2 separate regions of the Mus musculus genome follow, and region 2 is linked to region 1. The links are chromatin loops, found by intact Hi-C in ENCODE. Cell type or tissue: heart. All regions are shown on one strand. Links, peaks and the distances in the headings refer to the core of each region. The heading gives the core; the rest is flanking DNA. Region 1 overlaps Actn1 (actinin, alpha 1). Region 2 has its middle 55 kb from the start of Gm29952.

Evidence for each region. A loop is a pair of places that touch in the nucleus more often than their neighbours do. Peaks named below come from ENCODE experiments on the same cell type or tissue, not always from the same donor. Only the 100,000 strongest peaks of a DNase experiment are listed, where the experiment ranks them.
Region 2: it touches region 1 in a loop (2.1-fold over the local background); 2 of 42 quality-filtered maps call a loop at or near these places.

Annotation. Positions count from the first base shown.
Region 1 is chr12:80,204,653-80,212,652 of GRCm38, reverse strand. Actn1 (actinin, alpha 1) reads left to right here. Exons shown (of 21, transcript NM_134156.3): 2 at 3,180-3,294; 3 at 7,572-7,691. Among named protein-coding and RNA genes, the nearest start is that of Actn1, 52 kb to the left of the region's middle. In heart, for the core only: no CTCF peak of the experiment used is centred there; DNase peaks (open chromatin) are centred at 4,019 and 4,298; H3K27ac peaks cover 4,845 bases.
Region 2 is chr12:80,317,548-80,333,315 of GRCm38, reverse strand. No RefSeq gene overlaps it. Among named protein-coding and RNA genes, the nearest start is that of Gm29952, 55 kb to the right of the region's middle. In heart, for the core only: a CTCF peak has its summit at 9,720; DNase peaks (open chromatin) are centred at 8,305 and 9,405; H3K27ac peaks cover 2,362 bases.

The sequences.
Region 1 (8,000 bases), core at 1-8,000:
ATGCCTGGTAGTTAACTGTTGTCCCCATTGTATAGTTCTGATCACTGAGGTATATGGAGAAGGCTGTGTGGTTCACAGGAGACAGGAAGGACACCTTCTCAAATACCAGAGAGATTCTAAGGGTATATTAAAGGAGACATGTTGCCATGGTAGTTGTTAAGGGCAAAATGAGAACATGGTAGAAGCCAGGAAACTGGGACAAGATGTATCTCACCGGCCAACCCATGAACTTCTCTCCTATGTGTCCCTCAGATACCCTGCTCCGTGGATACAGTCTTCCCTTCGTGCCACCGTTAGTTACCAAGGTCAGGGATGGGTGAGGGGACCCAAGTTCCTCCCAGTTTTCAATCCCTGCCCAAGATCTGAAGAGGCTGGCCACTGGACACACATGAACACACATGCATGTTTGTGTGTATTTGTGTGCATGGTGGGGAGAGGTATAGGAGTAGAGGGGTGACAGCAAAGGCACTGTTCCAGCTCTGGAGTAGGTCTCAGTGTGGTCCTTGCTTAAGCATGGCTCCTGAGACCCTGTGTGGCACACCCTTCCTCTGAGCACATTTCTAGAGCGCAGTGGACTGTGAAGGGGCTGGCCATCTTCTCCCTCTCCCTGTCTCCTTATTAGACTGTGAGATGAACAGGCTCCCAGAGAAGAGTGAAGACTTTTGGTGTGAGGGAATGTTAGAAAAAGGAAGGCCAGGGGTGCAGGCAGGTCTGTGGGTCCTTGCCCCTTTATTTAAATGAGGTTGGTCCATTAGGCCTCTGCGTGTAGCACTGCCCACCCTGGTTGGGGCCAGGAGTTTCTGCAGTGGGTGTCCCTTTGGCTGCCAGCTTCTCCTCCTTCCTTGCTGAATCCTGGGGGCACTGCTAAGGAGATGATCTTTCTGCGGGGACCTTGCAACCTGGAGAGAACATAGTTGGGCGGTACATGGTGGTCTGTGGTCTGCGGTGATGCACAGAGTTGCTGTCAAGAATTTACTGCCCCCCTCTGCTGTTCTTCAAGCACACATTGGCACCAGTCCCAAAGGTCCCTCAGGAGCACCTGAAAAGGTGGGGCCTTGGGTAGCTTTGTGGCTGGAGGCAGGGAGGAGAGAGAGAGAGAGAGAGAGAGAGAGAGAGAGAGAGAGAGAGAGAGAGAGAGAGAGAGAGGGAGGGAGAGGGAGAGAGAGAGAGAGAGAGAGAGCCCAGAGTGGAGCCAGCCCTCCTCCCCAGCCCTGTCATGGTTTGTGGTGGTGGTGGTGGTGGTATCTTTTTCCTTCTTACTGTTAATGGCACCCTCACTACGTGGCAGGCACTTTGTAAGTTGGTTTTTAAACCCTGTGGACTTGGAAGTACCTTGCAATCCCTATTTTACTGCCAAGGGAGCTGGAGTTCCGAGAACAGTGGATTCAGATCTGGTTCACAGGAGAGTGCATTCTTAACATTGTATTACTCCACACCCCCCATGCCTGGGCTTTATGGCTACTGCTTGTAGGGTTCTTTAATACTTTGGATGGGTTCAGAGCACTGAGCCTTGAGGCTCTGGGGACTAGGGCTTTTATTGACTCTTCCTTGCAAAGCTTATTAGCCCCAGAGCTTTGTCCTGGAGACCTGAACAAACACAGGTGTTGTTTTGGCCACCACAGCTTCCCCAGGAAGTGGGGTTTGATAGCTCCTTTCTACAGCCCTTCGCCTTTCACAAGCCATCGTCTTCTTACAACAGCCCCTTCCTCCCTCAGTTCCTCCCCCCTCTTCAAGACTCACAGGCCTCAGCTGGGCAACTCCAGTTTGTCTTCCAGTTGCTAGCACTGGCCAGTTTCCCTGGAAGCTTTGGGAAGCCTTTGGCTGAGGGTTGAAGGGGCTAAAGGTTGGAGGATGGGTCTGGACGGGGCTTAAGAACAAGGGGTTGGCAGAGGCAGGCAGATTTCTGAGTTCAAAGCCAGCCTGGTCTACAAAGTGAGCTCCAGGACAGCCAGGGCTATACAGAGAAACCCTGTCTCAAAAAACAAGACAAAACAAAACAAAACAAAAGAACAAGGGGTTGGGAGGTGGTGATCGTGGAATAAGACACTCCCATCCCTGGCCCCAGAGAATGTGCAGTGTGGTGGCTCGGGTCCAAAGTGAAGTATGGACAGGTGGCAGTTGGGAGAGATTGTGTAGAAACAGAGTAACTGTACTTACTTTAAAGATCTACACATTCTGTGTAATATTTGAAATGTAACTCTGCGGGGGTGGGGAGACACCTGGCGGGCCCATGCCAAGATGCCCTCCTGAGAAATCACAACATGCAACAAACCTAATATAAGGGAGGCTTGGGAGAAGGAAAGGAAGAGAAGGGGTAGAGGCAGACAGACAGGAGCAGAGCCAATGGGGCAGATAATGGGGGACAAAGAACAGATGGGGGCGGGGGGGGGGACAGAGACAGGAAGACTGGCTGGGAACAGAAAAAGAAAAACATCTGGGCTGGTGAGCAGTCTTTTCATTCTCACCCATGCCTGGCAGCAGCAGGTAAAGACGGCAGGTGATGATGTAAGCTGATGATGTAAGCCAATGACATAAGCTTGCTAGGTTCCTGGGAGGAGCCTAGCGGAAGTTCCTGTAAGCCAACATTCCTCCTTTCTTATTTAATTAAAAATGAGTAGCTAGGAGGGGGTAACGGTGGGGCAGGAGTGAGGTTGTCCTGTTCTCTAGATTACTTCCTGATGACTGGGGGTGACAATGGCTTTGGGGACCCTAAGAAAATTGGAGTGCTGGCTGCTTCACTGCTGTTCAGGATCCATGAGAATATCTGCAGCTGGGAAAGTGCAGGCCCCGTTGAAGTATCTGCCAGGGTAGACTGAGCACCTGTGAGTAGCTGCCCTGGAGCCGTCCTGGATGCAGATGCTGAGTAAACACCTGGACCTGGCAGGACGATGGGGCAGACATATATACTAAGGGCAGAGGATAAGTTAATGTGACCATATGGAACAACCACACTAAGAGTGACTATGGATTCTGCTGAGTGGGTGGCCACCTTCCCTGGTCCCTTCACGTGGCTTATACGCTGAGGATGGCCCAAGCCTGTTGAAGGCCTTTCGTAGAACAACTGTTAAGAAAGTGTGGGGCGAGGACCCTGGAAGCCACTGAGGCCTGGGGTGCGTGCCTCAGAGACTACGGTGGCCCATGAGGAGACTGACCATCTGCCTGTCTTCCCTTTGTATTAGACGTTCACAGCCTGGTGCAACTCCCACCTGCGCAAAGCGGGGACACAGATCGAGAACATCGAAGAGGACTTCCGAGATGGCCTGAAGCTCATGCTGCTCCTGGAGGTCATCTCAGGTGAGCCGGCCCCAGCCCAGGACCCGGTGGTATCTCTGGGTTCTGTCCACGTTCACACTGGCCTCCCTGGGCACCAGGCACACATGTGGTGCATTCGCATACATGCAAGCAAAATTCTCATATAATAAAAAATACAAAAAAAAAGAGAATTAATTAAGATCATAACTTCTAATTAAGAAACATCATCACGATTAATAAAGTAGCACACACCACTTACTCTCATTCCTTGGAGGGATTACCCTAATGACCTTAGCCCTGTCTTATGACTTGGAGAATCACCATGCTGCAGCCAGCCAAGCTTCCAGGACCTGAACCACTAGGGGACAAACCACATCCAAATAATAGCATTGTGCATGTCCTCTTGGGTGCTCAAAGCAGTAGCTGGCCCTCTGTTTTTGCTGCACACTTCATCTTATCTTAAACCAAGCCTGGGACCACAGACTGCTCTGCTCTACCTTTCTTTCCAACTTGACGTTTGCATTCTTGGCTGTCTGTTTCCTTCTTTCATGATCCCCTTCGAGCCTTTTGTCCTGTGGGCTTCTGGTGACTCCCACCTAGAGGAAACCTTGGGAAGGCCGGGAAGGCCTTAGGTTCTGTCTCCTCCCTGTCTCCTCCTCCCTGAAGTCCCGCTTTGTGAAGCCGCCCCAGGCCTAAGATCCTCTGACAGCCCAAATATGGTCACGTTGTTCCCTCGCTTGGAAGGCTTTTGTGCCTCCCCGAGGGCTTCCAGTCTGGGCCTCGCATTCCTTTGCAGAGCCCTTAGGATCATTTGAGAGCTGGCACCTGCTTTGTTTCCAACCGACTCTTCCCAAAAAGGTAGCGGACCTCAGGCCCTCTGCCACGGCTCCCCAGATGACATGCCATCCTGTTCCCTGTGTTTGCGTGACTTCGACAGATTCAGTTCTTTAAAAACAACTTTTCATATTTCCTTTAAAGTGAAACCTGAGCAGGGCAAAATATACACAATGGAAAACATAATCATTTTGGCTTTTTTTTTAAAGGGGAGGGATTATTTATTTTGGCTCGTGGCTTCACACGCGTCAGCCTGTTGTGGCAGGGAGGATGTGGTAGAGCGGCTCAGTGGGCATCATGACAGCAAGAGGCCAAGAAACGGGTGTGTGAAGAGGCCAGAGAGGTCCCCCCCCCCCGCCCCCGGTGATATTCTTCCTCCAAGAGCCCTGCCTTTTGCCTTCACTGACTTTTAATGATGCCATCATATTATGAATCTGTCAAGGCATTAACCTGTTGATTGGGTCGGATCCCTAATGATGTAATTATCTCTGAGAACACCCAGGCTTGTACTTGACTAATCTTGGCATCTCTTAATCCATTCAAGTCAACACTTAAGACTGAGCATCACAGGCTGCCTCTTGTCAACTTGATACCGGAACACGTCACTTTAAATCATAACATTCTACCCCTGGACCCCAGAAGACTGCATTCAATTTATCTCCATGAGTTCCCATGGACTTGGCAATTCCAACATTGTTCAGAAATCTAAGCCCAGAGTCTCTACTGAGACTCAAGGCAATCCCTTAGTTGTGAACCCCTGCAATAAATACCTCTAACATACCGTGGCACTAATGAGAGAGCTGGGGGCATAAGAAGGGAGAATAGTACTGAAATAAGACCAGAACTCAGCCTGGCGTGGTGGTGCACGTCTTTAATCCCAGCACTCGGGAGGCAGAGGCAGGCAGATTTCTGAGTTCAAGGCCAGCCTGGTCTACAAAGTGAGTTCCAGGATAGCCAGGGCTATAACCTGTCTCAAAAAACAAACAAACAAACAAACAAACAAACCCCCAAAACAAAAAACAAAACAGAACTCAAGAGTGAAGATTGTAGCCGGCACAACCATGTCCAATCCTGGGGAGGTATGGTGGTATGATGTGAGCTTCAGTGGTCTTGGGTAGCCCTTCCTTCCTCGTGGTTTTTCTCTTGTGTTGGCTGCATCCACTGCCTGAGGCTTTCATTAGCAGACATTCCATATTCCCAGCATGTTCAGCATCCGTGGGGTTTCCATTATAGCGTAGGCTTCACCCCAACAGAGCTCTTTGTAGGTAATTCAACCGTGTTATACATTTCCCTGCCTCCCGGGCCTTCCTTTGAAATCAGGATAGACACTGCCATAGCTCTATAACTCTTGAATTCTGCACGCCTACAAAACCAGCATCATAAGGATGGAGCCAAGCTTTCTGCACATCCCCCTGTCCGACCCTGCAGTGGCTTCTGAGTGCCTGGATGCTGGACATAGGAAAGATGCTTTCTGGAGCTGTCTCTTCTCAAAGGAAAACTTCTTTTTTTTCCTTATGCCTTGCTTTTGTGTTATTATTAATTTTTAGTCACCATATAAAGTAATAGGTCTCACTATATACGCATATGCCTGAATACTTCGTTCTGATTCCTCTCCTTCCTCATTGGAGGGAAGGAAAGTCTGAAGCCTGTGATGGGTGGGGTTTGGCCAGTTCCTTAGATGTCAAAGGCATCTTTATAAGACATTTTCCTCCTAACCTAGTGTAAAGTGTTTGACTTTTTGTCTTGTTTTGGTTTGGTTTTGTGTTTTTAAAGAGAATAAGGGATATTTTATTCTGGAGCTGTTTTGAATGACCATGGCCCAGAAACACAGATTTAGTTTATCCCAGATTCTATACTGCAGCATGGATCGTGGAGTTTTTGTAGTCATACAGAACAAAGAGAGTCATAAATCAAGACAGTTTTAAAATATGTTGGTGGCTGCATCAGACAGACAGTTACAAGATGGGGCAGGCTTCTCTGTAGGCCCAAGATGTTATCTGATGACATTCTAAGCTTTGATGGGAGCTAGTAGTCTGCTAAGTCAATAGTGTTCAAAAGATTTCTGTCAGTCACAAGTAGTTAGGTCCCACACAGTGGAAGAAGGACTTAGCTGGGGAAGGCCATTAAGAAAGAAACTCCTGGAGGATCTTATCAATACTGTCTGAGGCTTCTTTTTAACATCGCTGATCTCCAACAGTCACACCCTGCCTGTCCACAGCTTTTAGCTCTTTTTCAGGTGTGGCTTCAGGGTTTCCAGATTGTTCCATGCTGCTCTTTGCCCTTGATTCTCACTGTAAACCTTGCTAAGAGCACCTGCCAATAACTATGCCACAGCCTGAATGAGATGGATGCTGTCTTGAGATTTCATTAGCCCATTCCCCTTAAACACAGCTTCCCACAGAGTTTCAGGTCCCCCTCAGAATAGACTAGTTCTTTGCCAGACTGTAACATGAATGCCTCTAGTCCATTCATGTGCCCTGGCCCGATCTGCCTGGTTTTGTTTCTGTTGCATTCTGGTCTTCTGACTCACTCATTAAGCTTTGCTTATAGCATGCTTGGGTTCCCCTGGCCCACATCTACTCCTACTTCCATCTTGCTTCCATGCACCTGTTTCGTGTATCCTTTTGGAGGTGTCAGCTCATTGTAGCAGGGAGGCATGATGGTTCTTTTGATAGGTCCCTGGACAATGTCTGTTCTCGGGGTACTTTTAGTGGAACTTTCAGCAAACCAACCCCATGCCACACACACACTGTCCCTCAAATTCTTTTAGTCTCCTGATCTTGAAACTGGAGGAGAAGGGTAGGGTGTGTGTGTGTGAGGAAGCTGGCCCTGGAGCGGAGTTGAGAGTGCCCACATGAAGGCGGTGTACGGGCACAAGCAGAGGTTTTCCAGTGAGTGGGGTCTTTTCTTCTTTCTCCTCTCTTCTTTCCTCTTTTCCTTCTTCCTTTCCTACTGGACTACAGTCACATCAAAGGCAGGAAACTCGTTTACTCCCATATTCCAAGAACCTGGCCGGTTTCTGGCATCTGTTAGTAACATAACATGTGCTGGAGGAAGGGAGACTGCTCAGTGGTTAAGAGGCTGGCTGCTCTTCCAGAGGAACCAGGCTTGGTACCAAATACCCACAGTGAGTGGCTCACAGTTCCCTGTAACACCAGCTCCATGGGACCCTCTTCTGGCTTCCTCAAGCCTGCGAGTGTGCACTCACGCACGGACAAACGCATGCGCGCGCGCGCGCGCACACACACACACACACACACACACACACACACACACACACACACAGAGGCTTGTCTCTGGGTAATGGAAGAATCCAGGTAGCCTCAACTTCTCTCTGATTGCCTGCCTAGATGACAACTGCAAACATCTGACAGGAACACCATGCGCATGCCCATTTAAGAAACGCTTTGGCCGAGGGGGAGTGTGGCTCACCCTGGCTCCTGGACACTTGCACCTCACCTTCATTTTCCCTTCCTCTTCATCAGGTGAACGCTTGGCCAAGCCAGAGAGAGGCAAGATGAGAGTGCACAAGATCTCCAACGTCAACAAGGCCTTGGATTTCATAGCCAGCAAAGGGGTCAAGCTGGTGTCCATCGGAGCTGAAGGTGAGGCTAATATGCTGTGATCGCTGTTTCCTTGGTCCTTTCTCCCCTGACTTCTGGGTTTGCATGCACCTGAAAACAGGTACCCACATCCTCCATCATTCAGCCACACCAGAACTCGCCCCTTTCCCTCAATAAAGTCTTTATGATATGCAGTTGCACGTGGAACGCCTCACCTGTTACACCCCACCCCCACCTCCATGTCCTGCAGGGTGCTCTGTGGGCAGGACAGTGCAGATGGACTCCTGGTGGCTGACAGGGCCCTGGGGGAAACTCTGCTGTTTCCAAAGTAGCTTTATTTTATTTTTGAGA
Region 2 (15,768 bases), core at 3,424-11,423, 120 kb before region 1:
AGACTGTGTGCCAAGATCTTTGACAACTAACTACTCAGAACCTCAGGCTCCTCAGAGTGTGAGTGTGTGTGTGTGTGTGTGTGTGTAAGAGAGAACCAACATAGGATCTGTATGCATGTGTATATGTAAAAAAGAATGATGTACATTAAGGCACATATCTGAGGATGACATGATAACACAAGTATTCCTGTCGTTGGCACCTCTCTTTGTTGTTGTGCTTGCTGGCTTGACATCCATGTGCACGCCCCACAAGAAGGCTTTTTGGATGTCAGTCCATCAGAAATATGGATAGTCAAGGTCCTCCAGAGAAAGAATACTGTTTGACAGCAAGTCTCAGCCTACAAGCACTGGAAGAGAGTAGATCTCCCCATTACCATAGACATTGCAAAGCTTGCTTTGGAGCCTTTGGGGAGACCTCTTAGACCTTTGACCCTTTGTAGTGCCACCCCTAAGAGCTGGAAGCTTAAAAGCCAGACATGGCTGATAGAGATCTCATAGATCCTTGCTCACAACAAGCTTATAAAGGTTGAGATAAGGGGTGGCAAATGTTATTAAACTAAAATTTTAATATAATAATACTAGAAAAAGACCTAGACCTTAAGAAGTGAGACACCAAAGCTCTCTGGGCTTCTGAGGTCAAGTTCTTAGACCTGGTGCTGGGCCATCCCTAAGAACCTGGGAAGGAGGGAGCCATGGAAAACCGCTGCATGTGCCAAAGAAGAGTTAACCAGTTTTCTATGCAGGGTTGATTGAGAGGGGTGTGTGTGTGTGTGTGTGTGTGTGTGTGTGTGAGAGAGAGAGAGAGAGAGAGAAGGAGAGAGAGAGAGAGAAAGGGAGGGAGGGAGGAGAGAGAAGGGGAGGGGAGAGGAGAGAAGAGAAAGAAGAGAAGAGAGAATATCTTAGTATCTCATCCAAAAAGGCTAAACCATAAAAACCAGCAAGGAAGTCTGATAGATCAATAGATCAAGGAAGGAAAGCTCACATCTGCTGCCTGCAGTGGTAAAGGAGCTGAATTAGTGATGTGGGAGCATGGCCGCGGTTCTTAGGGCAGAGAAATGTGAGAGGTGAGCGGTTTGCATTACTGGTGGAAAAGAGGCAATGGAATTACACTTAAAGGTGAAATGGTTTCCAGTAAAGCACATCTGCCTGAAGAGAGGTCAGAACACAGTGTCATACAGCAGACAAAGCACCAAGCAGGCGGGACCTTAAGAGCTGACCCTACAAGAGAGGGGGAGAGCCCTCACCAGCCTCTTCTGTCCCATTTCAAAGGTGGAGTTTCAGTTGCTGATCACTAAGGCTGGTGCTCCCAACTGATCTCACTGCTTCCTGAATGTGGTCTCTGGGGCCTGGCTTCCTGCATGATTTCCTTATGGCCTCACTCTTATCAAGTGTGACTGGGGCTGGATCACAATGTACAGCAATAGTAAGGGATTGCAAATGGTCACACGGAGGCAGCTTGTGTCAGGTGGAGGCTTTGACAAAAGAAAAGAGTGACTTGAGTTTGGGACACCCTCCCCCTACACCCAAGAGCTTGCACCTCTGACCACATTCTCAGCTCTGGTTGGCTGTAAGAGAAAAGTCATCAACATGCTGAGGGGGAGGGGCAGGACATGGGGAAATACAAGGAACTAGAGAATAGGAACCTGATTGCTTCCGTTTACAAGCCCATGCCTGGGCTTGAGACTAAAAGACCCTTCAAGTTCAAGAAAGGACCTGATGGCTGCATGCAGTGACACATGCCTTTAATCCCAGCCACTTGGAGGCAAGAGGCAGGCAGAATTCTGATCTGGCCTACACATCAACTCTCTGGATAGCCAGGGCTACATAGAATGACCCTGTCCCTTCCTTCCTTCCTTCCTTCCTTCCTTCCTTCCTTCCTTCCTTCCTTCCTTCCTTCCTTCCTTCCTTCCTTCCTCCCTCCCTCCCTCCCTCCCTCTCTCTCTCTCTCCCTCCCTCTCTCTCTCTCTCTCTCTCTTTCTTTCTTAAGGAGCAAGGCCTGGTGAGGAAAGGAGTCTTCCTAGGTGCAAGCCCAAGCTTTACTCTGCTCTGGAACACTGAGTCTTCTCAAATGAGCCGGAATGAGCAGTGTGCAGCTCATGTCCTTTACGGTTTGGGGGGTGGGGGGTTGTGGCGCTGGGGATTAAACCCACTGAGAGAGATGGATCAGCACAAAAGGTGGACGCTGGCCTCAGCTCTGTCTTATTCCACACATCTGTCAGGAAAGAGTTGGCTGGCACAAAGGTCAGTCAGTGCCTGGATCACGGTTCCCCCAGCTTGAAGATCCCACGGAGAGACCTATGGAGATAGTCCAGTCAGCAGCTATGTCTACTGATCCCCCACCACCCGCCGCCCCTGCCCCCTGGTTTCAAGTCCAGTAGGCAAACACTTCCTAAGACTGGGAGATAAGTTACTCCTGAGGGGACTGTATGGACCTGCTAAACACTGCACTTTTAACCTCTCCTCCTCCGGGTGAGAAAAGTAAGTTCTTGGATTCCACTTGGAATGAAGGAAGGGTAGGCTGGGCTGATGCTGGTACGACATGGCAAGTGTGACTCTAGGATCTCCTATGCAAGAGTCAGACTTACCCTAAAGACTGAAATGGCTGGGAGGTCAGGTTTACAAAGCCAAGGGAGGTACACATCTGTACTCTCAGCACCTTCAGAAAGAAAGGAGGGAAGGAAGGAAGGAGGCAGAGGTAGGCAGATCTCTGAGTTTGAGGCCAGCCTGGTCTACAGAGTAAGTTCCAGGACAGCAAGGATTACACAGAAAAACCCTGTCTTAGGAGAGAGGAAAAAAAAAAAAAAAAGACAACCAAGCTATATTTTTGTTTTGGATTACTAGCTCATCTGTTCTAGTTGAAATTGGCCCTTACAACCATTAATGCAGTCGTAGATCATGTAGTCTCCTGCAGGGTTGGGACAGGCCTTGGCAGACAGGAAGGAATCAGGTCTCCACTCTCCTCAGGTTCTAGAGTTCCCACCTTCAAAATCTAGAAGATCTAGGCTCTAGAGGATAACGGCAAACTCCATACAGCCAGCTTAACTGGCTGGTCATGTGCTTAACTGGCTCAATACAATCTTAGCACAGAGAATAGCCAGACCAGAGAGGAGCATTATTAGTGCCTGTCAGTTCTTTTTACTACCCCTTCCTCCTAGAGCTTGTGAATAGATACTGGGTCTCCCCTCCCCCTCTCCTAGCCCCAACAGCAACTAGCTCAGATTGTAGAGAAGTTAGGTGAAGGCAAACTCTGCAGTTACAGGTGCTGTCTTCCTGTCCATCCTCATGGGGAGTGAGGCACGGAATGGTCCTGCTACACAGTTTCCCAGACATTTCCTGCTGTACAAATTCTGACCCCCTGGAGGGGACATCAGGCCCTCCCTCAGTGGAAGTGAAGAATGAAGCAGAAAAGGAGCGTCACTAGCAGGTCCAGGTCTCCTGCCCCACACCATTCTGAGTCACTTCCTGCTCCTTGCTGGACTTTGATCTCCAGCTGCTGCTGCCCCTCAGTTACAGCAGAGAGAGGACTGACAAGCTTATTCAGCTCTATAGTCCTGGGCCTCTCCTGGTTACAAAAAAAAACCCCACCTTTTCTATGCTCACCATTGTGTCTGATGACCTGTTGGCCATCATCCTTGATGCTGCTATAAAGCAAAGTGCTGACAAGAAATATAGGTGGCGGGTCGTGGAGACTGAAAATACCATCTCCCCATCTTCCTTCTCCGCGTTTATGGGAGCACACATGCAGACGAAGCTCCGTGTTGTGAAATCAGGGTTGCCTTCTTTTCCTAAACACTTCTGAAGCATCTAGAAAACCAGAAGTTTTGAAAGAAAAGAAATGGCAGCAGCTTGGGGGAGCCCTAGGCACCGTAGCTACTATTTCCCATCCCAGCTGCCAGCAAGCCTCAGTGACATACGTTGCTGGTGACCGACTGTTCACTTAGGGCTGTGGTCTGTCAAGCAGGGTTATTGTTTTCACTTTATGAAGAGCCTATTATGAAAAAAGCAAACTCAAGAAACCAAAATGAGGACAAAGCGATTCACATTACACACAAATGGATTCTTTACCTAAGACTTTCTCAGACACCCCTCTGCCTTTGAAGAGGCACTGTGGGCTAGAGGGATATACACTGTAGCTGAGTGGAATCTTTTGTTTTGTTTGAGGCATGTTTTCTCTTTGTATAGACCTGGCTGTCTGGAACTGGCTCTGTAGACCAGGCTCACAAAGATCTGCCTGTCTCTGCCTCCCCGAGTGCTGGGATGAAAGGCATGTGCCACCCCTGCCTGGCTCTGAGTGGAATCCTTAAGGAGCCCACATGGCTCTCAGCTTTGCCTGAGTGACCAACATCCCCAAACTTAGGAGGTCTCTCAAGAGAATCTTCTACACAGGATGGTTTGAGTCTCTCTGGGAAACTAACAGCCCTGGTAGGTTAAGATTCCCTTCAGGGGCTGGAGAGATGGCTCAGTGGTTAAGAGCACTGGCTGCTCTTCCAGAGGTCCTGAGTTCAAATCCCAGCAACCACATGGTGGCTCACGGTTGTGATCCCATCTATAATGGGATCAGATGTCCTCTTTCTGGTATGCAGGTGTTGTACATGATGATAAAGCACTTATACATAAATACATAAAATAAATCTTAAAAAAAAAAAAAAGATTCCCATCAGACCCCATTTCCCTGGTGAGTAGGGAAACCGTTCCTTCCTGTGACTTCTCCCCAGTTACAAGTCATTGCACCCCCAAAACACAAGCAAGTTCTTGGAGTAGTAATTTCCCTTGAAAACTCTAATCCATGAGGCATAAAGAATAACAGCACTTAATAGGGCCAGGCTGCTTACGGGGGATTCAAGAGAACTGAAGTACAAGGTGGACCTCAGCTAGGGAGGTGGCTCAGTGGCTTAAAGCGCTTGCCACGAAAGCCTGGTGACCCGAGTTCCATGCCTGGAATCCACATAAAGACCGAGGGAGGGGCTGGAGAGATGGCTCAGTGGTTAAGAGAGCTGACTGCTCTTCTGAAGGTCCAGAGTTCAAATCCCAGCAACCACATGGTGGCTCACAACCATCTGTAATGAGTTCTGATGGCCTCTTCTGGTATGTCTGAAGACAGCTACAGTGTACTTCCATATAATAAATAAATAAATAAATATTTAACAAAACAAAACAAGGTACATCTTCAATGCTTCAGTCTGCCAGGAGAGATTGTGTTTAAAAAAAAAAAAAAAAAAAAAAAAAAAAGACCGAGGGAGAGAAACAGATGTGCAGAGCTGGCCTTTGACCTCTGCACATGTGCTTGGCCCATGTGCCCCTCTTCACCTCTGTTCGTGCACACACACACACACACACACACACACACACACACACACACACAGGATGGAGTTAGAACTGCTCTTCTATAGTCAAGTATACTTCATCAAGGAGACACTGAGGTGTGCAGACCTACCCAGAAAGTGTGTCCTGGCTGCCATTTCTGAGTGGGGAATTTGTGAGAACAGCTCTGTCTCGCTGTGGTCCCAGTCTTGTTGTCCACCAGGAAAGAGAAAGACTTCTCACAACCTCAATGGAGGCGACTACACACTCTCTGAGAGAGCAATCCACTCCTGGAGGTGTGTTCTAGATGTTCCCACCTGGTCCTGAAACAGACACCTACTTGTGCCCACTGCAGGTCTCTGGGCAGTAGCAGAGAGCTGGGACCAACAGGTATTCATCCTCATGGGGTGGGGGGAGATGTAAAATGTGGTAGCAACCCACTCCCATAGGCTACACAGCTATGGGCAGGGATAACCAGACAGACTCATGGCAGCATGGATTCTGTCAGTGAAGGGGAAAGTGCAGAATGATAGCCAAGGCAGTACCATGTATGGAAATGAACACTGCATGTACAGGGTGAGGCATGGTATTGTGAGCCTTTAGTCCCAGCACTCCACCAGCAGAGACAGGCTGACCTTTGTTGAGTTCTGGCCAATATGTCAGGTTCCAGTCCAGAGAAGGTTTATGTAGTGAGACCCTCTCTCAAAAAACGTTTATAAAAGCCAGGTCTGGAGACACATATCTTTAATTCCAGCATTCGGGAGACAGAGGGAGACAGATCTCTGAGAGTTCTAGACCAGCCTGGTCTACAAAGTGGGTTCCAGAACAGCCAGGGCTGTTACTCAGAGAAACCAAAGGAGAAGTAGGAGGAGGAAGAGGAGGAAGTGGTGGTGGAGGGAAAGGAGGAAGAAGAGGAGGAGGGGGGAGGTGACATGTATATAAAAGGAGAATGTACATTGCCTGTGCCATATAAAACAAAGGGCAGTGACTATCACAGACACTAGAACGGAGACCCACGTGAGGGCAGGCTGGGTAGATCACATAAGAAGGGACTTCACAGTCACATAAAGATCTTGCGAGCTGTGGGCAACTCAGTTGATGGTAAACTGACACAATGGGTTATTATGCCACCAAAAAGGGAAAAGACACACAGAGCAGGGTATGGTGGTGCACACCGAAATCCTTGTACTTGAGAGGTAGGTGCAGGATTAACGGTTTAGAGCCAATCTCAACGGCCTAGTGAGTTCAGGTCCAGCCTGAGCTACATGAGACCATTTTAGAAAAGGGGGGTGAGGAGGGAAGAAGGGGGGGGACTATTGATTTATGCTTCAATAGAGGTGAACTTTACAAACATGCTAAGTGGCAGGTGCCATTCACAGAGATGGCATGCTGTTGGATTCTGTATGTGATATGAAAAGGTCCAGGGGAAAATGGGGAGTGAGTGCCAAGTGATTAAAATGTAGTACAATGCCAGGCAGTGAAGATGCACCCCTTTAACCCCAGCACTCGGAAGGCAGAGGCCGGTGGATCTCTGAGTTCGAGACCAACCTGGTTTACAGAGGAGTTCACAAAATAATGAACTGTGTTCTTTGGATGGGTAAATTTTAGGGCACACAAACTATCTCAGGAAAAAAAACATTTAAAGGAAAATTAAAAGGAGGAGAAAATTCTCCTGTGAATTGGCCTTGGCCACTTCCTTTTTCTGCTTCTGGTTTCAAACAGGAACTGGGCAAGGTTCACCTACCTTGACCCTGCCTTAGGGCCATTGCACCCCAGTGGCACATAGTTGCCTCTGGCCCTTCAGACTTGGGAAAACCAGATTGGCTAAAGGTTCCTGAAAGGAACTCAGTACTGCCATGGGGGGGGGGGGGAAGAGGGGGTGTCTGGTTGGCAATTTCTGCCATCTGCTCTCAGAACACTTCCTCCAATGCCTAAGAATCTCATGATCACATCAGCCTCTGCCATCTTCACAGTGGAACAAGAAAGGGACGTCAGAGCCGCCCGACCAGAAGTGGTCAGTGGTAGCTCGAGGAAGATGCATTTTCTTTTATCAGCACCGGTATTGGTATTGGTTAGGCACCTTTAGAACTCTTGGTGACTCAGTTTCTTTCTAGGGAACGAGCATGAAGCACCAGGAGCAATTTGGATAGGAAATAAGGAAATGTATGTGAAAACTCCTAGCACGGTCCTGTCCCATAGATAGAACCTGCTAGATGCTTATTGAATCCCAAGCCCAGCAAGCCCCTCAAACAGGCAGCCAAAACAGTCTGGGGAAGGTAAGAGAAGGGTTAACATGGAAGAGTCGATTCATAATCATAGCTGAAATCCTGTGTGCCGGGAGTGTTGAGAGCTGAGAAACGGAGACAGACTGACTCTAAGTTAGCCGTCCTGAGAACAAGAGAGCGAAACCCAGTTTAAGCGCAGTGGCCAGCCAGGGAATGCAGTATCTCTCTGACAGAGCTAGTTGCCAGAAAGCATCCACCTCCCCCTGCGTATCTGTCGATGGGCTTCTTTTATCCAGCCTAGAAAAAAAAAAAAATGCTCATCTGTCTCAATTTACAGACAGAGGTAGAAATGAGAAAAGTCCCCAACAGGTTCCTGACCACCCTTCCTGTGGAAACGGAGTGGATGTGTCCAATGAGCCACCCAGGGTGCAACTGTTATCCTTGGGTAGAAATGACAGAAGCCAATTTCCCCTCAGGAGCCTTTGAAGTCTGAATGAAATCTTGGTTCCTAAAGATACTGGTGGTGCCGGGCAACAGGAACTGTCCTGCAAACTGTTAGGTCTCAAATCAGGACAAATGGCTGAGGTGCCATTAACATATGAAAGTGAACCTGGCTGGCAGGTCCTTACCTATGACAGGGTATGGTTGGCATGCCCTGCCCCCTACCCTGAACCTCTCCAGCCCAGGTCCTGGGCTGCCCTTCCCCCAGCTACCCTCCTTATGTAATCCAGCCATTTTGCTAAGCCAGTCCTTTTGGCTATTCTGTCTCCTACCCTCTACCCTCCTGACCTCTTGGACTAGCTCTCTCCTCCCCCCTCCCCCTTTCCTCACATGTCCCAGCTCAGGATGCTGTTCACTCTGGACTCTGCCAGATGTGTCTGCCTCTGGCTATGCTCTCCCTTTTATCTACAGTGAACTTTCCCCCACTACCTAGGACCAGTCATGTCCTTTCCTTTTTTATTTCTGTTTGTCATTCACAAGCTATATGACGTTATGTCACAGAGAGCTATTGCCTGGCCAGCACTGCTGAAAGGTTCCAGAATGGAGTGGCCGAACATTTCTCGGGGCCCTAGTTCCTCCTGTGTGGTTCTCCAGGCTCTGCCTCCTGCTGTATGTGTCTGCTTTGTCTCAGGCTGGCCTCTTCTGAGGTGTTGAGGTAGCTGCACCATCATTCTGGATAACACACTGCCTTGGACGAGACACAGAAGCTTTCTGAAGTCCCTAATGGAGTCGGAGGGTAGCTCTGCCTGGGCCACTACAAACCAGGACAGGGCTTCCTGCTCTGAAGGGTAGGAGGGCAAGAGGCAAGACTGATGGGAGCTGGTGTGAACCCACCTGGAGATCATGCCTTACCCTCCAGAAGGAGATGAAAAGATGCCAAGAACACAGACTCGTGTCTACCGCAGGTCGTAAATCTCATTTATAGCTGAGGCTGTCACCTGAGACCTCCCAAAGTTCCATACCTGCTTTATGACAAATCCAAGACCAGCTGTCCCTAGTCTCAGTGACAGTGTAGTCAGCTGTCTTTGAATCAATAATGTCACTGAGGGCCTCGACAGGTAACCACCACCTCGTCTCTAGGGAGATTAAGCAGACAGAGTCTTTGTAGCTATAAAGGGATGCCCACATTGATCTCCAAGGCACCACTGGGACCTTTGCACCCAGCACTTGATAAGAAGAGCACAGAGATGAGCCTGTTAACTCCAGGATAGGCCTCAAGGAAGCTGAGGTGGGCTTGTCTCAGCCATGTTTTCAGATTTGTCATTTCCTGAGCAGCTCTGGCCACCCTCCCCTCTCACCTCCTCCCAGGCTAAAATGGACAAACCAGGGCTGATAATTGAGTTAGGTCAGCTTCCTCTCTGGCCCTGCCCTCATCATAATCTCATTTCCACGGGATGAGGGATGGCAGTGTCCAGGCTCAGGAAGCAATCTGTTCCCTCGTGTCCGCTGGGCCTGTTAATTGGATAGAAGAACTCACTAAGCTTCCACAGAACCCTATTAGAAACAGATTTCCTCTGGTTCCCACAGGCCAGCCCTGGAGGGCTCTCCAGGCCTCAGCCTACAGGGAAATTCAGCTTTCAATTCAATTTCTGTATAAGTGAGTTGTCTTTTATTTTTAATTTATTTTATGTGTATGGGTGTTTGGCCTGCGTGTTTTATGTGCAGACCATGTGCATGCAGTACCTGCAGACGTCGAAAGAGGGCGTTGAATCCCCTGGATTGGAGTTACATATGGTTTGAGTCATTGTGTGTGCTGGGAATCCAGGTTGTTTGCAAGAGCAAACAGTGCTCTTAATGATTGCACCTTCTTCCCAGGTCCCGAGTAACTTAAGTCTTTATTAGAATAGTAGCTGCCACTGACTAAGTGCCTACTGTGTGTCAGACATAATGCTACATAGTGTGTTCTGGACTAAGGATGAAACTGTTACTCTTGGCCAAGGGTCTCGCCACAGGAACTGCAGGACCCTCCCTCTATTTGAATGGATATACTTTGTTCTTGGGAAGAACTTTGGGCAGCTTGGTTGTTTGTTTGTGGGGGCTATTCATCTAATTTTTAAAACAGTCTCATTATGTATCCCAGAACATATTAGGTAACCCAGGCTGCCTTTGAACTCAAAGTCCTGCCTCTGTCTCTCAACTGTTGATGGCTAGTTCTGTTGGCTCTTCGAGAACAGTCCTGTGTCTAGGGTAATATAGTGCCTGAGTGTGAAATGGCCCCCTGGGAGAGCTGTCTAGCACCAAAGGCCATCAAGGGTGCCCCAAATTGTGACCTAAGTTAGCTTCCTGAAACCCCCCCCCCCCCACTCAATGCTTCCAAGAGACAAGCCAGAGCTCAGCCTCCACCTGTACTCTGCGCCTAGAGTCAGGAGTCACATCAGAGCCTAGGGGACTGAGGTGCAGAGGACGCTGACTCCCTCTTCCTGAGCTCTGCGCTTTGCTCTCCTGCTGGCTGCTGTGCCTCACTCCATCTGTCCAGATATCACCATCCCCAGGAGAACGTCCTGTCCACTGGCTGAGTTAGTCAGCTTCAGCAGGAACCTCACCTCTCCTTCTCCATCCCAAAGCCCTCTTCCTTGACCTGTTTGGTCTGTGCAGCTCTACTGTTGCATGCTGGGTAGGGTCAGTCACTAGTTCTGTCTATTCCTGTCATGAGAATGTGAGAGCTTTCCAGACGGTGCTTTGGCTCCCCTGGCCTCTCCCAGTTCCAGGAACAGGGGGAGTTTTTAAGATACGCCTGCAGAACAAAGGGATGGATAAATGAACCATGAAAACATTCGCTGCAACATTTGTTTCTAGGTAACTTTTAATTTCAGTTTTGATTTTTCTCTTCTATCCAAGAGAAAATGTGCTTCTTGCTATGTTCTTTCTTTTTTTTCCCCTCCTCCTCCTACTCTTTTTTTTTTTTTTAAGTAGAGCCTCATGTAGCCCAGGCTGGCCTCCAACTCTGTATGTAGCAGAGGATAACCTTGAGTTTGTGATCTTTCTGCTTCTACCTCCGGAGACCTGGGATTACAGGTGTGTACCATTTTTACCTATTTTTATTTGGTACTGCAAGTCAAACCCAGGGCTTCTTGAATGCTAGGGAAGCTCTTTGCCCTAATTTCTATACACAGTTATCTATCTATACATGAGGGCTCCACATTCTTTAATTGAACCAGCTGAAGACTGAAAAGGCAAATGCATCTCTGCTGAACCTTACAACATCTTAACTTGCTGTTATTCCTTGGATAACAGCTGCTACATAGTGTGATATGGCACTGGGCTGGTATGGTTAATCTGTGTTGGGCTGGTATCTTGATGGGAATTGAGAGATACCTAAGAGATCAATGAAGCACACTTCGCTGTGTGTCTGTCTACGAGGGCATTTCCTAAGATGATTAGCAAGGTAGACCCATCCTGTGGGGGCTGCATTCAATAGGGAGGAACAAAGGGGAGAGAATATTTCTTCCTGTTTCCTGGCTGTTATGGGTAAACTGCTCTGTCCCACCTTGCCGTTTCTCCACAATGCTCTATGTTGGCACAGGCCCTGGAACAATGCAGCCAGTGAACTGATGTGTAACCCCTGATGCTGTGAGCCAAGATAAACCTTTTCCTCTCTCTCTTTTTTTTTTTTTTTTTTTTTTTTGGTTTTTCAAGACAGGGTTTCTCTGTGTAGCCCTGGCTGTCCTGGAACTCACTCTGTAGACCAGGCTGGCCTCGAACTCAGAAATTCGCCTGCCCCTGCCTCCTAAGTGCTGGGATTAAAGGCGTGCGCCACCACGCCCGGCTAACCTTTTCCTCTCTTAGCTCGTTCCTTCGGGTGTTTTGTCACAGTGACAAAATAAAAGTGACTAACCTTTAGACTTTGCAGGTGCTCTAGAGAGTGAAGTATGTGGGAGTATACGCATGGGTTATATGCAAACTGGACACCATTTCTATGGGGTTTGTCCATCTGTAGACCTGGAGGCATGCTAGGAAACGCTGAAACAAACCCCTGAGGACACTTAGGAAGAACTATAAGTAGAATTTGGGGAATTATTATTATTTTGAGCAAAGCAAACACTGATTTATTAAGGAAACTTGAGAACTCAGGAATGGAGGGGCTCCTTGAATGGCATCCATGACTGATTTTAATAGATGGTGGTCAGAGGCTGTGGCCTATTAATTCTCTGTGCTTAATTTTTTTTCCTTGAGTCTTCTTTCTACCTAAGCATGATTATTTTAAAGTTCCTTGCAGCCAGGTGAGGTGGTACACACTTGGACTTTCAGCACTCTGAGGGTAAGGTTGTTGTGAGTTTCAAGGCCTGCTCTACAAAGCAAGTTTTAGGCTAGCCGGGACTGCCTAATGAGGCTTTGTCTCAAAAAAAGCATGAAAGAAAATAATAATAATAGTAATAATAATAATAATGTTATACTGACAAAGCTAATAAAGATAAAAACATGAAAACAGAGTAATTCATGAAGTCCCTGCCACCTGCCTTCCACAGGTGCCAGTTTATGGCCAAGTTTGCTTAATTATGGCTCCTATTATTTTTAAACACCTCTCGAACAGGATTTTTAAGAAGACCTTATGGTCACAGCCTCAAAAGAAGAAAAATTAGTGTGTGTTCAATCGAGTGTATTGTTAAAACCCATTATAATTATTTTTTACTGTCTAGTTCTAGTTAATTCCAAGAGATAAACAAAAACATCTCACTTCAGTTATTATGACCTTTCCCCTTGCATGTTGTTTTACATTTATTATTTTTTTGTGGGGGAAGGGCACACGTACCACACAGAGAACAACTGCGGAAAGAAACCCTCTCTTTCTGCCCTGTGGGTCCTGGGTATCAAACTCAGGTTGCAAGGCTCAGCAGCAGGCACCGATACCCACCCTTCCTCTTACATCTGTTTGTTTTGAGACTGCTCTCACTGTGTAGTCCCAGCTGGCCCAGAATTTGCGTGTGTAGACCAGGCTAGCCTGGAGCTCATGGAGAAAGGCCTGCACCTTTTGTCACCTGCTACTAACCACTATTCATTCAACGCACAGAGGCTTATGGTTGCTTACAGGCTGGGTTTTTATTGAACACGTGGGTTAGAAATAGATGCGGAGAGAGACCCTTTCATCCTCAGATCTGCTGGTGGGAAATCTGCTTCCTATTTACGTGTAGATGACTGAGAACACAGCCGGAACAACAATGGTCTCAAAACCGACAGCCATCAGCAAGAAGGGGGAAGAAAGAAAATGCTGCCTCAGCTCTTGCTGGAGAGAACTGTCTGCCTGAACAGTAGTTCAACTATGGAAGGAAAACAGTGTCGCCTGAAACGGACCCTCAAAGCTTCCATAATGCACACCATAGATCCCGCTGCCACATGGGGCCCAGCTACTGCCTTACTCAGGAGACCCAGGAAGCTTCTATGCTCCCTGCACTGTGACTCTTCACACTTCAGTCCTCACTTCAGCACAAGCTACATTGATGTTTTGTTCTGGTTTGGTTTGGGTTTGGGTTTGGGTTTGGTTTGGTTTGAGACAGATTTCTCTGTGTAGTCCTGGCTGTCCTGGAGCTCACTCTGTAGACCAAAACTGTCCTGGAAGTCAGAGATCCACCTGCCTCTGCCTCTCAGTGCTGGGATTAAAGGCCTGTGTCTCCACCACCCAGCAAAACTACATTCTTTACTTTGGGGTTAAAGAACACAGGAGAATACTTTGGAGAAAGGTTGAGTTTTGTTTTGTTTTTATAATATACTAGTTAGTTAGTTAGTTAGTTAGTTAGTTAGTTTTGAGACAGGGTCTAGCTATATAGTCCCAGCTATTCTGCAACTCTCGATATAGAACAAATTAGCCTTGAATTTATGACAGTCTTCCTGCTTCTGCCTCTGGAATACTTGAAAATGGAGTTGCAACCTATATTCTGTAAAGTGCACTGATCTTCAGGAAAGAATTCCAGTAGAAATTCCGGTGGTTTTTTTTACATCACATGCCTGTGGAACCCTACCCCAGACATGGAACACTCCAGTCACCACAAGGCACTCCCTGTGTTCTTTCCTGTCCCTACCCTATACCCCACCCTAGCCTGCCAGGAAATTGTGCACTGCACTGATGGCCTGTGCCAGCAATGTTTCAGCCTGCTCTAACTGATAGTGTGGGCTGAGCCTCCTGGGACTCAGCTCTTCCTTTCCTGTGCTCTAAGGCCAGGTAAGTCCAGGAAGACCCATCGTACAGACAACAGCTTCTCAGGGACCCCACCTAGTGAGAGCAGGGCCTGTCCCTACTGTCCTAATTATCATGAGACAGACCCCAGGCCTTGACCTTGAGCCTGGCCTGCCAGGCCTTCCTCCCTTGCATACTGAGCACTGAGCATAGAAACTCAATATATAACTTAGTCTTTCTAGAGTAAGAGGCAAGACCAGATGGGAGAGCTCAGAGTTACTGTAACTGGAGTCTGCCAACCTGGATTTCAGTCTTCTGCTAGCTGTGAATCCTCCTTCAGCCCTACCCCTGCCTCTCCCAGTTTCTTTTTCTCTAAAATGGCATTAAAATGAAGCCTTTTTAAGAAGCTACCCAAAGCACGCTATAAACCCACAAGTGCTATAGAAGCATAAAGAGTCATTACTGTTACCATAATAAATTCCCAGACCCTGTATGGGATGCAGCCCAGGGACTGCTTATCCAGGTAGGTTACAGTGGTCTCTGACTACAAACCCCATAGCACCACCATCTTCTTCAAAGGAAGGGACCTGGGGTCTTCTGGGAATCTCTGGAAGGCTTTGATATTGCTTCTTTGCTACTTTAATTGCAGTTATGATTTATTGAAGGCTCATCGTGTGTCAGGTAAAGCACATAAAACTGAACATGCCAGAGTTAAGCGTCGGCGGTGCACGCCTGCAAGTCCAGGAGCTGGGCCATAGAGGTAAGAGCATCAACTACATAGTGAAATCTACATGATGCCCCGTCTCAGAAAAAAACAACAACAACTCTTAGCAAGTCTTCATAGGGCCTGCTGACCTGCTGTTGTCCAAATACACAAGAGATTAAGGAGCATGTTCAAAGTCATGTAACAAGAGATAGAGCAACAATAGCAAGTGATAGACTAAAAGGAAATAAAACTTGAGACATGTGATTCATGTAATTTATGTCAAATAGCCCAAAGAGTTGTTTATGAGCTTTAAAACCTGGGGCTGAGAACATAGCAGAACAGGCCAAGACATGCCCAGGCAGGCCCTTTGTTACATGTCCTGACTGGCCTGGTGCCACCCTATCTCCCACCCTTCTGACAGTCTGTTGATGTTTAAATGGACCAATCATGTAAAACTGCGCCAATTCCTCCCCCAGCCTCACCCCTTTTCTATAAAAACCCCTAGCTTCCAAGCCTCAGGGTCGAAACCACTGTCTCCTGTGTGAGATACGTTTCGAACCGGAGCTCCGCCATTATGGCTCCACCATGTGGTCGACACCTCTGTCTCCTATGGGAGATATGTGTCGGCCTGGAGCTCCATCATTAAACTACCTCATGCTTTTACATCAAGATGGTCGTCTGTTTGTGATTCTTGGGTGCGCGCCGAACGGAAATTGAGTGGGGGTTTCCCCACTAGGTTCTTTCAAGGCCTAGAGTTTGAACCGTGAATTATGATTAGATTTGTTTTATGTGCACCCCTTGCCTATGTGTATGGATGTAAACCATGTACGTGCCTATTGCCTATAAAGGAGGTCAGAAGAAGGTGCTGGATCCCCTGGAACTGGAGTTATTACAGATTATTGTGAGCCACTATGTGGGTGCTCAGA